Linked DNA regions of Homo sapiens: region 2 is linked to region 1. Evidence: chromatin contacts called from ENCODE Hi-C or POLR2A ChIA-PET data. All regions are on one chromosome and are shown on one strand. The core of a region is the stretch at or near the end of the contact, and the rest is flanking DNA. Distances in the headings are between cores, read along the strand shown. Region 1 overlaps ZFR (zinc finger RNA binding protein). Region 2 has its middle 27 kb from the start of SUB1.

Region 1 (4,999 bases), core at 140-2,639:
GAAAACACTGGGTTTCACAGACACTATTAAAAACAACAAAATTTATTATATTCTGTCTCTGGGCATAAATAATCACACCTCAAAAGGAATTTCATTTAGTAACCTGCCTAAAATTAATAGCAAATACTAATATTGTTGATTTACATTTCAATTTTTTACTGCATAAATTTCTATGCTTTAGAAAGAATATAGCAAAACCAGGGAAAGTTCAGAAGGACCAAAGTTTAAAAAACAGATCCTAAAAGCAAATAAGCAAAAAAACAGATTAAAGAAATTAGGACCAAATTTAATTTAAATAAGCAAGTAGTAATCTAGCACTGTTTTCAAACATAATAAGGAGAATGTAGAATTCCTATAAGACTGAGTAAGAGGCAACTGGATGAATAAGGGCATGATCAATTTTTGTTATAATATGTATTAAAAAAGAACATCTTGACAGGATAAATGTAAAGGGGACAGAATTTCCACCTTTGCTAAGTTTCAAGAAGAAAATATGTAATATGTTTGTCCTGCTCTCAAAATATTCTCAAAATAGGAGACATACCTGTGTTCCAGATGAATAATGCTCTAGTACAAACAAGGGAAGTCTTTTCTATGTCTTCAGTTAAAACAATAACAAACAAACAAACTTGGGGTAAACAATGAAATATTTAACTAGCAATTAATGTGAAAGTTTTTAACAGACAGCTATAAATAATAGAGTCAAATGGACGGGGGGTGAGAGGAAGGATTATTAATACAAAGCTCATTGCAAGGAATTTTTTTTTTTCTTGAGACAGGGTCTCGCTCTGTCACCCAGGCTGGAATGCAATGGCATAATCCTGGCTCACTGCAGCCTCTGCCTCCTGGATTCAAGTGATTCTCGTGCCTCAGCCTCCTGAGTAGCTGGGACTACAGGTGCGCACCACTGCACCCAGCTAATTTTTGTATTTTTAGCAGAGACGGGGTTTCGCCATGTTGGACACGCTGGTCTTGAACTCCTGACCTCAGGTGATCCACCCACCTTGGCCTCTCAAAGTGCTGGGATTACAGGCATGAGCCACCGCGCCCAGCCGGCAAGGAACCTTAATGGTTGGTATGTCCCAAACTACCAAGGAATACTCATTTACTTTTCTCTATCAGTACATGTGTATTTTGGAAGCCCCAAGTTTGAGAAGCAATGGCTAGGGCATTACATTATACACTGAAGACAAAGAAACCCGCACATTCAGGCTACCAAAACTAGTAGTTTTCTTACCTGGTAGTTTTGTGTAGTAGCTGGGGGTGGTGGTGGTGGTGCTTCTTGTTGCCTCTGAGTATAACCATAGTCAGTTGCTGTGTGTGCAGTGGGGTAGCCTCCATAAGCAGCAGCTGTTGCAGCAGCTGCAACAGCTACTGGAGCAGGCCTGGCAACTGCAACTGTGGCGGCTGCTGGTGCATAGGCAGCAGTAACTGTGTGAGCAGCTACTGGAGCCTGATGGACAGTGTAGCTAGCAACTGTAGTTGGATGAGAATAGGCTACACCCGAAGCTGGCTGCTGGCTACATTGTGGAGTACAAGAATAAATATAATACAATTTTAATATCCAGGAGTTAACCAACTTCAATTAAAAGCTATTCAACTGAAATAAAAAGCACATTTTCAAGTAATTTAATGACGGACCACAAAAGGTCAAGTACTTGAACTCAATAAACTTCCTATTCAATATCATATTTATTACTGTTCTGTAATTTTCATTCTTTTTTTTTTAAATTTTCATTCTTTAATCTCAATACATTATATAGTCACACGTTTCAGATCATAGATTGTATCACATAACAGGAATTAAAAACTAGGATAAAAAACAGTATTAGGAAGAAAAGAAAAAACTGACCAAATTAGGAACTTTAGTGTTAGTTACATGTGAAGTTCTTTATTATGTTGTACAGTTTTACAAATCTCTACAAAGAAACCATAAGAAAAATATTCTATTCTAGCCCAATTACAGAAAGAAATTTAAGGTAGAAACTACTGACCAGCTGATTAAAAAATACTTCTGTTGCTTTAGGACAGTTGGTATTCAACTGGGGGAATTTTTCCCCCAGGGGACATATGGCCATATCTGCATATATTTTTGATGACCAAACTGCAGAGGAGGTGGTGATATGTGAGCTACTGGCATCCAGTGGATAGAGGCCAGGGATGCTGTTACAAATCCTACAATGCACAGGACAGCCGTGCATAACAAAGAATTATTTAAAGTATGTCAATAGTGCTGAGGGTTGAGAAGTTCTGTTCCAGGGTACAAAACCTACAATGGAATATCTATTATTTTAGATACATTTTCCAGCTTACAGGGAGCATTTCATTATACAAAGTTACTTTTAAATATATAATAGCATGTTTTGTAAAAGAAGACACAAATCAGATGCTTTGCAATTAAAAACATTTAAACCTCAAAGAGACAAAAACATTTTCCAAAACAGCAATCAAATGAATTTCTAGCTAAAGTTCTTACAGGAATATGTTTATTTTAACTTTTAAACTGAAAGCCTATATCACTAAAACCAAAGGCCTACAGATGTTAGCATATAAAAGTGTATTTCTTGTTCTAGGTTTTCTGAATAATACACTCAATTCCACAAGGTAAAGCCACATTACTAAGGCAGAAACACCTACTAAAAAAAGAAGAGCCCCAACAGTTATTTAGCTGATAGGTTTTAGCTGACCACATTTTAGTATGAGCCAACAACTAAGAATAGCTAAGAGAAAGAAAAAAAAAATGTTGAAGCTGCACTAATTAACTCAGTCTCTGATTAATGGTCTATAGTACAAGGTATTCTGTACTGGTGTGCATAGTAACATAGAAATATAGTATAGAATTAAATTAAAATTTGGGGCTATCATATTTTAACTGTATTAGGGAAAACACTGATAAACTAGGAAGTTCATATTAGATTGTAAGATTCCAAAGGGAATCAATGTGAAGGTCAGAGATATGGGTTTTAATTTCATATAAAAAGGGGAGGACACCTGGAGAAATTCAGTCTAGAAAAGGTGACAGATGCCTTCTAATAGAAGACACTTACTCCATGCTGCTCCAGAGAACAGAACTAGAACCAATAGTTGGAAGTTACAGGGTGGCAGATTTCAGTCCAATATGAAAAAGAAAACAAAAAACAAAAAACAAAAAAAACTTAGAACAGAGTCCAAAGAAACTCATAGAATTTCTATCTGGATGAGGTTTCCATATTTTGATATAAAACTAACATTTTCTACATATATGCCAATATGACAGGAAAAGTTTACATTAAAACAGTGAAAAACTTGTTTGGGAATAACATTTTCTAGGAACAACTCCATATCTGTAAGAAAATGCCAGTAACAGGTCATACTTTTCCAAAATTCCTGGAACTGAAAAAAAAGATACTATTTAAAATACAAATACAACAGGTCTGTGAAACTTGTATTTAACATTTACTAACAGGATAAGATTAAATACATCCAGACTAAACCACCTAAGAGTAATTTTGGTTATATAAAAGACTGTTTCTATTCATCCCACTGCTCCTTATCTAGTATTTGTCCCCAAAACATGTCCTATTAGACAAAAAGCAGGTGGGAATAGGATGGGAATGTTGAGTCAACCAGGAAGCCAATTTAACTTATACTGCCTCTGATCGTCACCCTAAATGTCCATGAGACTCAAGAAGGAATGACCATATGTTCTGGTTAATGCCTACTGCCGGTGTAATTATTACTTTTAGTACTTTTCACTCTCCTACATGTCTCAGTTTGAACAATAAATTATACAGTCACCAGTCCCAGGAAAAGATGAAATATGAAAAAGATGCCAGCAGATTTAGCAATTGCTATTTACACATCCCTGGCATTGTCTAACTCTGCTCTGTATAGCCAGGTCTCTAACCATCATCTGGACTGGAACCATATCTTCTACCAAAAGCATGAGGAAGGCTGGGCATGGTGGCTCACACCAGTAATCCCAGCACTTTGGGAGGCCAAGGCAGCAGGACTGCTTGAAGTCAGGAGTTTGAGACCAGCCTGGGCAACGTAGAAAGACCACATCTCTACAGAAAATTTTTTAAAAATTAGCCACACATGGTAGTGTGTGCCTGTAGTCCCAGCTAGTCAGGAGGCTGAGGTGGGAGGATCGCTTGAGCAGAGGAGGTTGAGGCTACGGTGAACCATGATTGTGCCACTGCACTCCAGCCTGGATGACAGAGTAAAACCTGTCTCAAAAAAAAAAAAAAAAAAAAAAAAGGAAGCCAAGAAACACTTCAAGCATCAGACATAAATGGAAGAGTACTTTCCCTGAGGAGAAACAGGAAAAGAAAGCACGTAAGCAATTATTACAGAGTACACACACTCTATATTCTTACTCAAGAAATGGCCAGCTCCTTACCTACTTATCAACAACAACAAAAAGTGAGCCAGGGACTCACTACAAAAAATAAGACTTTCAAGACTTCCAGGCAATCTTACTGCTTAAAAAAATAACAGTCAAGCTGGGCACGGAATACCTGTAATCCCAGCACTTTGGGAGGCCAAGAAGGCTGGATCTTGAGTTTGAGACCAGACTTGGCAACATAGTGAGACTCCATCACTACAAAAAACACAAAAATTAGCCGCGTGTCGTGGCATGCATCTGTAGTCTCAGGTATTTGGGTGGCTGAGACAGGAGGATCACTTGAGCCCAGGAGGCAGAGGTTGCAGTGAGCTGAGATCATACCACTGCAAGCCTGAGCAACAGAGTGAGACCCCTGTCTCAAAAAAAATTTTTTTTAAATTTAAAAAAATTTTTAAAAAATGAACAGACAACACAAATCACCACATGTCTGAAGAAAGCCTACTATAAACTGCAAAACAAGTAAGAATGACCATGTGGGAAATGAACATATGAAGGCCACAGATGAGAATTTTCAAAAACTCTAATTTGTATCTATAAAACAAGAACTTTATACTACCTAGAAGAGAAGATAAAGTTGAGAAATAGACAAGATAAATATATGAAAAATACAAA
Region 2 (4,825 bases), core at 1,970-4,469, 190 kb after region 1:
TTTTAGTAGAGACGGGGTTTCACCATGTTAGCCAGGATGGTCTTGATCTCCTGACCTCGTGATCCGCCCACCTCGGCCTCCCAAAGTGCTGGGATTACAGGTGTGAGCCACCGTGCCCGGCCTTGCCCGTTCTATTTTATTTTATTTATTATCATTATTTTGTGAGACAGAGTTTCACTCTGTCACCCAGGCTGAAGTGCAGTATTGTGATCTCGGCTAACTGTACCGTCTGCCTCCTGGGTTCAAGTGATTCATGTGCCTCAGCCTCCCGAGTAGCTGGGATGACAGGCGTGCACTACCATGCTTGGCTAAATTTTGGCATTTTTAGTAGAGATGGGGTTTTGCCATGTTGACCAGGCTGGTCTTGAACTCCTGGCCTCAAGTGATCCACCTGCCTCGGCCTGCCGAAGTGCTGGGATTACAGGCGTGAGCTACTGTGCCCCCGGCCACAAATAAAAATTTTTTACTCTCAAGGAGCATTCAGTCTATTTCATTCTTTGAAAAGCATGTAAGTTTTGGGAGCCTAGCATGGAAGGGAGTGATGGTTCCAGTGCGTTGGTAGTGGAGACTGCCTTTTGGTCATCTTGGGCTTCTCATGCCATTGAATTAGTAGGGAAATAAGGAGGTGATTGTGGTGTTTGAGTTCATTGATCTTGATTGTCTGAGGGAAATTGGACTGTTTGTTCCTACACAGTGGTGGCAAGGAGAGTGATGTTTGGAAACCAGGGGGTTTACTGGTGACTGTGCTCCCTTAACCAGTTGTCTTGAAGGAAAAACTTCAACCCGTAAATAGAAGACCTCCAAAGACTCACTGTAAGAATGAAGGTTTTGTACTTTTCATCTGGTAAAGAACCCTGGCCCAGCAAAGGTGCTGGAGGAGGCTAACTGGAACTCGGAATGGGCAGAGGGCAAAGGCAGCTAAGATGACCAATACAGACCTCACAGAAGTCAGGATTGTCACAACAGTGTTTTATGTCATTTAAGTGTTTCTCCTCTCTTTTCTCTGAAATAAGTTAAATGAATAACACCAATGCTGGCTAAAGTTTTAGGCTGTGGAGTATGAGAACAACTTGTATTGAAGTAGTAGTTGGTGGAACATTGATCCTGCCCCGTATTGGGAACTCAATCTTTCCACCAGGTGAAGGACAAGAGATGATGCTGAAGGCAAAAGGCTCGGATGGTGCCATATATGTATATATTTTATCTGTTCCCCTAGATATTCCATCTATTCCCCTAGATCCAGTCTTACCCTGCGCTCTGTCCTGGGAGGCTGGGATGTTTGGTTGGGTTTGGTTCATGGTGAAAGGAGAGTTTGGTGGGGTAGGGTCACCTTAGGTTGGCTGTGTTTCTTAAAAACTCCTCTCAAGGTGACTTCCTCTATGTGAGTTTCTTATGGGTTCCAGCAGCTACTCGGTCCCTACAACTTTCAACTGTGGGATGTTTAGTTCCTCTGTTACTACTGGTTACCCTTTTGTTTTCCTAAGCCTTCACTCACACCTTTGTAAATAATATATTTTAATAAATTTTACTCCTTGAATTGGCATAATTCGAGTGTGTCTTTTCAGGTTGGGAGCTTGACTAATAATGGACAAATAAGATTAGCAGAGACAACTATTACGGATTAGGATTAAAAACCTCTGTTACCTAGTTCTGTAGATTAAAGTCAAAGATGAATGTCTTCAAACTTTGTGCAAAAGAACTTCACTTGGTTATTTTTAATGTGTTTGGTCTTTCTTGCCCTATGAGGCCTCTAAAAACAGTCATGGCAGTGACCAGAAACAACTGTTAAAATCATCAACTAGCAAAAAAATCCAAGAAAGAAGGGATCTTCACAGTTTGACCCCCCGATTTAATAGGCAAACTTGTATCTATTCCAAGGCTACATGATCTCTTTGTGTTGTCTCACTACCAAAGATGATCAAGATTATCAGTAGGAACATGAGGTTATTGGCAATAACTAGGGCTACTGCCTATCTCCACGCAGGGATGATTTCCAGTGGCTGCTGTTCCACTGCATTCTCCTTGACAGAGTGGGTATTCATTCCTAGCACGTTCAACCCCAAGCAAAACAAGGTCAGAGTTGGATGGGGAGATTTACAAGTTTTTGAGGACTTGGGCTGACAAACTTGAAGAATGGCCAGAGCAAACTCTCGAGGCAGGTACACAAGTTGGAAATCAGACTTCTAGTCACAAGTGGCAGGCCTGGAAACCTTGACAAGTCATCTCAAGGGATGATGTCGACCTTGGCCGTAGACAGGTCTGCATTCTTGATGTCAACCTTGGCCATAGGTCTGCATTCTTGTGGTCTGCCCTTGGCCATAGACGGGTCTGCATTCTTCTTGCTGTCTGCCCCAGTGGTGCAAAAGTCTTAGAGGGGGAAGAACGTATTGAAAGCTAAAGGCTTTGACAATTTATGTGTTGGTGATAAGCTGGTCTTTGTTAGCACTGTCCTAGTGAGGCTGAAGGAATAAGTTTCTCTGCTGAACTTTCACATAGGTTGTAGCTGTGGCAGGGCTCATCAGGGTTGGATTCTCAGATCTCTTAATGGAAAGCTTTGATATATTTCATGTGTGTTTTTAAATAGCATTCAATGTATGTTTAAATATAGGAGTGTCCTGTGAGTGGCTCCCGGGGAGCAGCCGGAAGTGTTGTACTCGGCTGTCTATTGTGTGTGGGAGAGTCTTTCTGTTGACTGTGGATCTCATATTTATGAGGACTGCATGCAAGGATTGCCTCTCGAGGTCTCGTTTATAGATTGATATCAGCCAGGTATTTTTCAGAATTCTGTTCTGCCATTCCACTGCCCTCCTGATTCTGGGAGATGTGGGCATTGAAAAGACTTTGTAGATTTCCTTTATAATTTGGCCCGGATGTGGTTGGCTCCTGTCACTATTATTGAACAAAGGCTCTCAAATAGTCTTCTTGATATAACAATAGTTGTAACAGCTTTGGTGTTTAGAGATTACTTCTATTCAGCTGGGAAGCCTCCCAACAATAGGCAAAACATGAAAATGTCTTCATTTGTGTAAGTCAACTTCAATTATTTATAGATGTCCCCTACAAAGGAGAGTGAGTTGCCTTCTCTGTGGACTTGATAGATAGGAAAGGTCTGACAATTCTGCCCGTCTACACTGGAAAAGCGCCTTATCACTTATACACTGCCAAGCGCCTTATGACCAGCGTGCCATTGCAAAGATCACGCAACCAGCCAGGAAGAAGATCCTTGGGCGCCACCTAGTGTCCATCTCGGGAATATCAAAGGCGACTGCATTGCTTCTCAAATTGTGGTTATTTCCAATGGGTTGTGGATCACTACTTTTGTTAAATACAAATAAATGATTAGAAAAGCGTATAAAAATACAAAATACAAGTCTGAATGTTTTATTATTAGATTTAGCAATAATATTTTAATAAATCAAAAAACGTGAAGAAAAAGTAAAAACTGCACAATGTTCATTATCAGTATAAACAAAACTAAACAAAGAGTGAAATGGTGGAAATAGCCATTGAAATACCCACATTAAATACCTAGACTAGTTTTGAACAACATGATATATATCAATATTTAGTTTTTAATGTGATAAATGAACTTGTTTCTTGTTAAAACTTAACTAGATTGAGTTGATGACAGTCACAGGGGATAGTGTCTATCTAAACTGTTTCTATGTTTTGTTTTAATAATATGTATAGTAAATAAACCAGCTCACAGGGAAATATTATCAAGGGTGGGGGAAGATACTTTATTTTATTTTTTGAAACAAGGTCTCACTCTGTCACCCAGGCTGGAGTACAGTGGCTTGGTCATAGCTCACTATAGTCTTGAACTCCTAGGCTCAAGTGATTCCCCCACCTCAGCCTCCCAAGTAGCTGGAACTACAGATGCATGCCATCATTGCTTTTTTTTTTTTTGACTTTTTGTAGAGATGGGGGTCTTGCTATGTTACCTGGACAGGTTTTGAGCTCCTGGGCTCAAGCAATTCCCCAGCCTTGGCCTCCCAAAGCGTTAGGATTACAGGTGTGAGCCACCATGCTCAACCAGGATATTAATTTTTAACTTTTATATAAAATAAAGTGAGGCTATATTTTCTAGTATTTTTCTTCAATCCTTCATAAATAGCCAACTCTAACAATTGGCTGAGCATGGCCAATTGGAATGCCATCAGTGAAGTATTTCCAAAAGCACTATTCTAAACACAATCCAAACTTGATTTCTTCAACAGTGGGATTGTGAGTTTACCAGGAACATGAAGAAAGGTTATCTGGCAGTGTTAGTGCACATTTGGTAGCGTTTGTTAGTGTTAGTGTTAGTGCAGGCTAATACTCACTATGTGCATGGAGGCTTCATAGGTCCAGTCGGCGGGCGTGGACTTCAAATAATCTCCACCTCCCGGGTTCAAGCGATTCTCCTGCCTCATCCTCCAGAGTAGCTGGGATTACAGGTGTGTGCCACCTTGCCTGGCTAATTTTTGTATTTTTAGTAGAGATGGGGTTTCGCCATGTCGGCCAGGCTGGTCTCAAACTCCTGGGCTCAAGGGATCCACCTGCCTCAGCCTCCCAAAGTGCTGGGATTACAGGCGTGAGTCACCGCGCCTGGCCAAGTTCTTTTTGTTTTGAAATAACTTCAGACTTTAAAGAAAAGTGTAGAAACAGTACAAAGGATTTCTGTAAGTACTTCACTCAAATTCCTACTTCACTCAAATTGTTAATATCTTATGTAACCACAGTACAATTATCAAATGCAGGAAACTAACATTGATACAATTATCTAATGGTACCAATTTTACAACTGTCCCACCAGTATCCTCATTTTTGGTCTCAGATCCAA

Evidence for each region. A loop is a pair of places that touch in the nucleus more often than their neighbours do. ChIA-PET counts read pairs that join two places held with the same protein, here RNA polymerase II (POLR2A). Pooled maps may share reads with other maps.
Region 2: a map of Caco-2 shows a loop between it and region 1 (12-fold over the local background). The contact joins two enhancer-like sites. A Hi-C loop is called at or near these places in 6 of 168 maps with a recorded cell type or tissue (Caco-2, GM12878, HepG2 and 3 more), 21 of 37 single-sample maps with no recorded cell type and 11 of 50 pooled maps. POLR2A ChIA-PET finds 5 or more read pairs at or near these places in 6 of 52 experiments (A673, GM12878, H1 and 2 more).

The regions. Positions count from the first base shown.
Region 1 is chr5:32,418,584-32,423,582 of GRCh38, forward strand. It overlaps ZFR (zinc finger RNA binding protein), which reads right to left. Exons shown (of 20, transcript NM_016107.5): 3 at 1,238-1,520. Among named protein-coding and RNA genes, the nearest start is that of ZFR, 24 kb to the right of the region's middle. Within about 2 kb of position 1,390, at least 3 of the 41 ENCODE cell types and tissues checked have a DNase peak (open chromatin) inside an H3K27ac peak, as active enhancers do.
Region 2 is chr5:32,610,037-32,614,861 of GRCh38, forward strand. No RefSeq gene overlaps it. Among named protein-coding and RNA genes, the nearest start is that of SUB1, 27 kb to the left of the region's middle. Within about 2 kb of position 3,220, at least 3 of the 41 ENCODE cell types and tissues checked have a DNase peak (open chromatin) inside an H3K27ac peak, as active enhancers do.